Regions from separate parts of the Homo sapiens genome. Here region 2 is linked to region 1. Evidence: chromatin contacts called from ENCODE Hi-C or POLR2A ChIA-PET data. All regions are on one chromosome and are shown on one strand. The core of a region is the stretch at or near the end of the contact, and the rest is flanking DNA. Distances in the headings are between cores, read along the strand shown.

The links. Hi-C counts contacts between places; a loop is a spot of excess contacts on that map. ChIA-PET counts read pairs that join two places held with the same protein, here RNA polymerase II (POLR2A). Pooled maps may share reads with other maps.
Region 2: a loop to region 1 is called in a pooled map, with 2.8 times the contacts of the local background. The contact joins two enhancer-like sites. A Hi-C loop is called at or near these places in 5 of 50 pooled maps. POLR2A ChIA-PET finds 5 or more read pairs at or near these places in 2 of 52 experiments (WTC11 and activated CD4-positive, alpha-beta T cell).

Annotation. Positions count from the first base shown.
Region 1 is chr2:143,729,006-143,732,202 of GRCh38, forward strand. The region is part of intron 13 of ARHGAP15 (Rho GTPase activating protein 15); the gene reads left to right. All of the region lies in intron 4 of ARHGAP15-AS1 (ARHGAP15 antisense RNA 1), which reads right to left. Among named protein-coding and RNA genes, the nearest start is that of ARHGAP15-AS1, 45 kb to the right of the region's middle. RefSeq lists an enhancer at 1-529. Within about 2 kb of position 1,331, at least 2 of the 41 ENCODE cell types and tissues checked have a DNase peak (open chromatin) inside an H3K27ac peak, as active enhancers do.
Region 2 is chr2:144,370,959-144,373,831 of GRCh38, forward strand. No RefSeq gene overlaps it. Among named protein-coding and RNA genes, the nearest start is that of QTMAN, 40 kb to the left of the region's middle. Within about 2 kb of position 1,598, at least 7 of the 41 ENCODE cell types and tissues checked have a DNase peak (open chromatin) inside an H3K27ac peak, as active enhancers do.

The DNA.
Region 1 (3,197 bases), core at 81-2,580:
ACACTCAAGTTTCCTCCGCGATGTACCAGTAAAAAGTCTGAAGGTGGACGTTTTTGCATGTGCATGCATAGCAAGAAAAAAAGTGAAAAGGCAATTTAGGTCTGAGTTACCCCTGCGGCTCACATACCTGAGAAAAGAGCCATTTGTTAGTATTGTTCTGATAAATGAAGGACCCAAGCAAGAACAAAGCAAGAAAGCAAACACAGTTTTAGACCCTACAGCTCAGAAAATGGAAATGCATTTCCCTAATCAAGGGCATCTACAATAACACTTTTAAAAGGATTATTAAGCAATGCAGGAAGTAGAAATCAATCAGGCTCTGCTTGTTGTTCACTGGTCATTATTTCCTGGGTCAAATCTGCTTGACATTCAATTTAATACAGTCTTTCATCAAGTCAAAAGGCCTTAGAGAGAAACTTTCACTGGCCACCCACATTTTCAGCAGGGCTGTTGCCTGGTCCGATTCACTTTTGTTTTCCAAGTCTTTACCATCATTGCATATTACGCCTACTTCTATTGAAACAGCTACTGCTTTTGATGATTTCCACAGTGGTGAACATATATTGTTCATCCCTGTAATGCTAGAAGCTGGTCCAGTGCTTGGCATGTAGTAGGTGCTCAATAAATATGAGATCTGTGAAAAACAAATTTTCACCTTACAAAGGCATTCTCAAAATGAATTTGACACATCCTGCTCTCTCTACAAAGTTACAAGCTAAGATAGATCACAGCAAAGCAGAGATATTGCAGACACAGATTGAAAACCAAGTGAAATAATGATTTAGATTGCCTTAAATCAAAGTGACTAAATGCATTTTTAGAAAGTACATGTTGAAAGTTATCTTGACTAGTCTTCCATTTAGCCAGGAAGTTTTCTGGAAGAAGTATAAGTTTAGGGATTTTTTGTGAGGTGAGAGGGAGAAATCATAAATAAGTATGTGTTCTAGAAAGTGGGGTAAGACCACAGAGGAGTCCTAAAGGTATTAATAGAGGTCAGGAATTGGACTTTAGAAAAACAGAAGAGGCAAGGAATTGAGAACAGAGGAAAATCAGATTACTTGGAGTGTTCTAATGAATGGCTTTCAAAGAAGATAAAGACCACCATATATAGAAAGCTACTTTGAAGATATAAAAGGGTTTGTTAGTAACATGACTGGGCATATACTAGAGTAGAAATTCCAAAATAAGAGCTGCCACAACGCAGCCAAAGTGAGAAGATATTTCTCTGGTCACCTGTGCTTGGTGCCAGCCACCATCCTCTACTGTTCTTCATTGTCCCTAGAGCTGGAGGCTTAGAAAGGCCTAGACACACACTGTAATCGTATGTCTCTTTCAGTTTGCTGGAGAGTGACTCACAAAAGGGTGTTTCCCGTGCTGACACAAAAGTATGCAATATTTCTTTGTCTTTCAAACTGGTAATTCATAAAGACTGTATACTATTCCGTATTGGACAATGTTGAGGCTTAAATATCCTAAGCCCCTTATAAGAAGGATGCTGCAAACATGAGAATAAGGGGTGTCTTCTGAAAATGAGTGAACTAAGCCACTTAGGAAGTTGCTGGCCTCATCTCGAAACCCACCAAATAACAGCAGTACAGCTAGAAATAGAGTTCAAAAGTCAAAAGTGCCTGGCTGCCCTAAAATTTTCTCATTGCATGACTTGGTTCAAGGGGCTTCATTATATTTTGTATTTAGATTTCACACGTTTATATTCCACAGTGCAGTGTCTCTTTAAAAATGTAACTGTTGAGTCTAAAAATCAGGAAGTAGTAAAGTGGCTTCCAGATACATATAGAAGGTTTTTGTTTGGGTGGTGTGTGGGAAGGGGTTGGTTTTGTTTTTAATTTTGTGCAATTTCAGTCCAGTCAACACCTAGAGCACTCCTTTAAAAAAAAAAAAAAAAAAAAAAAAAAGGGAAAAAGGCTTTTTTTTTTTTTTTTTGATTCAGTGTGCACAGAATTTATTGCAGACATCTGGGAGTTTAACCAGAGACATCCAAGAGGCCAGTAGAAGTGGAGCAGCAATAGAGAGTAATAGTTGACTTTTATCCTCATTTTTAAGAGGGAAATGGTCTATTGGTTTTAGAGGTGAAACGCTAGAAAGGAAACTGCTCAATCCTCTCATTTCAAAGATGAGCAAACTTGGGACTTTCCCAAGTCATCTAGCCACTTTGCATGTTCTATAACCCAAATTTACTTTAAATTGTGGAAAGAAAATGGAAATAAACTACCTTGAAGGCATTTGAGCTCCAACTGACTAATTATTCTAGGTCGTTAAATACAGTTAGAGTTGTTAGATTTTCTGGTTTCCAATGGGGGTAATTCCATCACAGAGATTCCTTTTCTATCAAATTGTTGGTGCTTCATTTTCTTAGCTCTGCCTGGTGGTCTCTATTACCTCCATATAAGAAGGCTTTTCTTTTCCACCAAATGAATGAATTTTCTCATCAATTCCAGTCATGCCTCATACATCTCCCTCTCTAGGACTTTCTCCACACTCGTCCCTCCAGTTCAGGTTCCTCTGTGCGCTCTCTGCCTATCCCAGATTCTACCACTTCTTCAGAGGACCTGGCTCAATATCCTGCTCTTTTAGATCTGCTATTCAGAGATCTGGTCCTAACTGCAGAGACTTTTCCATACTTTGAATTCATAGCCTTTCTTATGAATAGCTGTAAAGGTGAATTTGATGCTTGCATATAGCATAGTGAATTTAGGGCAAAGGCTATGCTTATTATTTTTTGATTCTTGCAGAATAGCACGAATAGACACAACTTATTGAATACTAACCATATGTCCCATATCTTGCTGAAAAATTTTAAATACATGTTCTCAATTCAACAACCATGTAAAGTCATTATTATCCTCAATTTATGGAAGCAAAATCTAGCATCCAGAGAGAAGGTGTTATTTTCCTAGATCAACCAACTAAAAGTGATGGGGTCAGTATTTAAAATGCAAGTATGTCTGAATCCAGAGCCCCTGTGGCCAGCTTCTATGCAAAATTGCCTTCCTTCTCAGAGTTACTTGCACATAAAAATCACTAAATATTTGTGAATTAGACAGATGAATGAATGAATGATTTGGAACCTGTTCCTTTCACCAATTTGACTTGCAAAAGGGAAAATAATAAGAAATTCTGAATCTTGTTGCCTCTGGACAGATGTGGTCAGTTAGCACAAGCAAAGCAGAAATGTTCTC
Region 2 (2,873 bases), core at 348-2,847, 640 kb after region 1:
TTCAAAACAGCTAGAGAGCTGACCCGTTTATAGGAAATAGTTCTGCCAGAATTAGAAGTGGAAATAAGGAGACGATAATGAAATACAGTTTAACCAGTAAAGGGCAGTGAACATATGTATCACTCCACACCACACAAATATGCTGCCTGTTTAGATAAAGTTGTGGTTTCTTTTGTCAAGCTATTCTATTTCCTGTTAGAAAGGCTAACTTTGAAATACCACTTTCAGGAATGGGAGATAGAATAAAAACTTTATTAAATTGCTTAAATTATTTCCTCAAATTTCTTTCATGTTGTTTGCAATAATGAGATGAAATATCCTCATAAGTTTCCCATTTATACATAGCTTATGGGAAATAAGGATTCAGTCTTAACTGCTTGCTAATGGTCAAGCATTTACATCTGGATGTCACTAGAAGGTGTTTTTTTTAGGTGAAAGGTCAAAGTCCAAGTGGCAATGACCTATCAATCAGGCACTTGCCTCGTGTATGGTTACATTCCAGCCATATTTACCTATATTGGGCAGAGGGCGACTCAAGTGGTTTTCTTTCCTCTTCCCCCTATGATGCAAGGAGGCTGTACATTAGCAACATAGGTCATGCCTAATATTGCTATTTGCTCTGAGTTCTTAATTAACAATTGTGAGAAATAAGTAATTAATACTGATGAGTGTAGATATAATTTAATTTATCATAGTATGGATTTTTTATTTTATAGTTTAAATATAAAGTCAATTTTTGGTCCCCTTCAAAGGCGTTTATAGCTAAAAGTCAAGGAATCTCGTGAGCTCATCATTTTCTTAGCATGCCCCACTCCTCACGTTTCCACGCCTTTGAGCATTGCTCTCTGTTTTCAACCTGATAAATAAACTCCCATGATTCTTCTTCAAATAACCCCTTTTCTCTGAAAGCTGCCCTAGGTCCCCTAGGCAGAGATCTCATAGAGCAACTCAAGGCTGCTTCCTCTCTGCTCCTCCTGTAATAATCTGTTTGCATATGGACTTCCACATATTATTCCACATCTATTCCTGTTGTCTAGCACAATGACTGGCATTTACTGGTAATCAGTAATTATTTGTTTACAAATGACCTTTTTAAAAAGTTTGACTGGAGATGTATCCTGCCATTAGAGTATAAAAATATATCAAGACATACCACCTATTAGGTTATTAGAGGAATAAAAAGTAAGTAAACAGGAAGGTAAGAGTTAACATAATTCTAATCCATTTTGATTAACTGTAAACCTTAATATTCTTTCTATCTATCTGTTAATCAATCAAATCTTTTCATTTTTACAGTGGGAATGGTCTTTCAGGTTGCCATCTACATATATTTTTCAAGCCAATTTTCATGGAAACTTGTTTACATGAGCTATCATAGTGTTGTTTTCACAGAGGCTTCAGAAATATTTGGCTGAACAATACAGCTGAAAAAAAAAAAGATTTGAGGAACAAAAAGTACTAAAGAAAACCTTGTGTTCATCAGAATTAAAATTAGCTGAAGGAAAACAGTAATCATAAACTAAAAACCTTTTCCTGCTATTTGGATCTTCAGCTTTCATCTCTAGCAGCTTCCCCTCCTGAGCCTCCCGAGTTACGTAACAGGTCCCCATATGGGCCGATGAATCTGCCAGGCAAGGCTATCTCACGATTTAAAAGTCTCTCTTTAAAATATGCAAAAAGGCTAACGGAAGGTTCAATTTGTGAGCCCTGCCTCGGCTGCCTCCCATACGAAGCTTCACCCTGTGACTACTTCATTATCACTCTGGATTATCTGCTTAGAGTGGTACAGCAACCACATACCTAGAATCACGCAGAACAACCTCCTCATTTCTCATGCTCTGAGGCTCTTCCTTGGACTGATAATTGTCAAGCATTCCTTCCCCTTTGAGCAATCCTAGGCTAACGCCCACCAGGAAACAAAGGGTCTCTTTGAGGATGAAAATTGAGACTGTCCTGGCCCCCGAAAAATTACATGCTGGAAAATTTCTATGTACTGAAATGATTGTGTTCCTTTTAGAGAACTCTCTGTGGACCTAACTATAGGAGTAGGTTATCAAAGGGCAGCTTCCCTCAAACCCAAAAGGGAAGAAAGAAAGGACAACTGTGGGAGGAAGTCAGAGGAGAATCAATGAAATAAATGAACTCTCAATACTTTTGCCCCATAACAAGTGCCTGGGATGCTGGCTATTTGCAAACTATTTGCCATATATTGTCTCATTTGATTCTCACAACCATCTTGGGAAATAGTTATTGATATTGCTCCTATTTTAAAGATAAGTAAATTGAGGTTTAAGGATGTAACTTAGCCAAGGTCATACAGCTAGGGAGGGACAGAGCTGGGACTCCAACCAGGTCTTTTCACTAGAAAGCCTAGGCTCTTACTTCACAACTCTAAGAACTTCTTTTGTGTTAAACAAAGAAAGTGCTCTTAAACAGAATCTGCCCCGTATCATGGACTTTTTGGGAAGGAATCTAAGAATCCTTTACAACCTCTCATTTGATTGACAAGGAAACTATACCAGAATCCTCGGTTTAAATGTTCTGGTTTTGGTGTACTTGGCATTATGAGAAAAAAGCAAAATCACGAGAGTACCAGTCCATCTTACCAATTTTGCAAGAGTGGAGAAAAGCAGCTTCCAAGGAAAGCCTGTGTTCAGTGCACACTCAATCCTGTACAGTGAGAAGTGAAGCTTGTGATACTGACCCAGAGGAACTGCAAAGTTCTCCATCAACCCAGCTAGGGCCTTTGGGATCTGTAAACTTCATGCTCTGTGACAAAGGAGGCTGATAAAATTTACCAGGTACTGTCACAACAGCTGGAGAAAAAAGTTTGGTAATTGTGTCTGTGACTTAAGAAGTTCAGTTTATTTGTA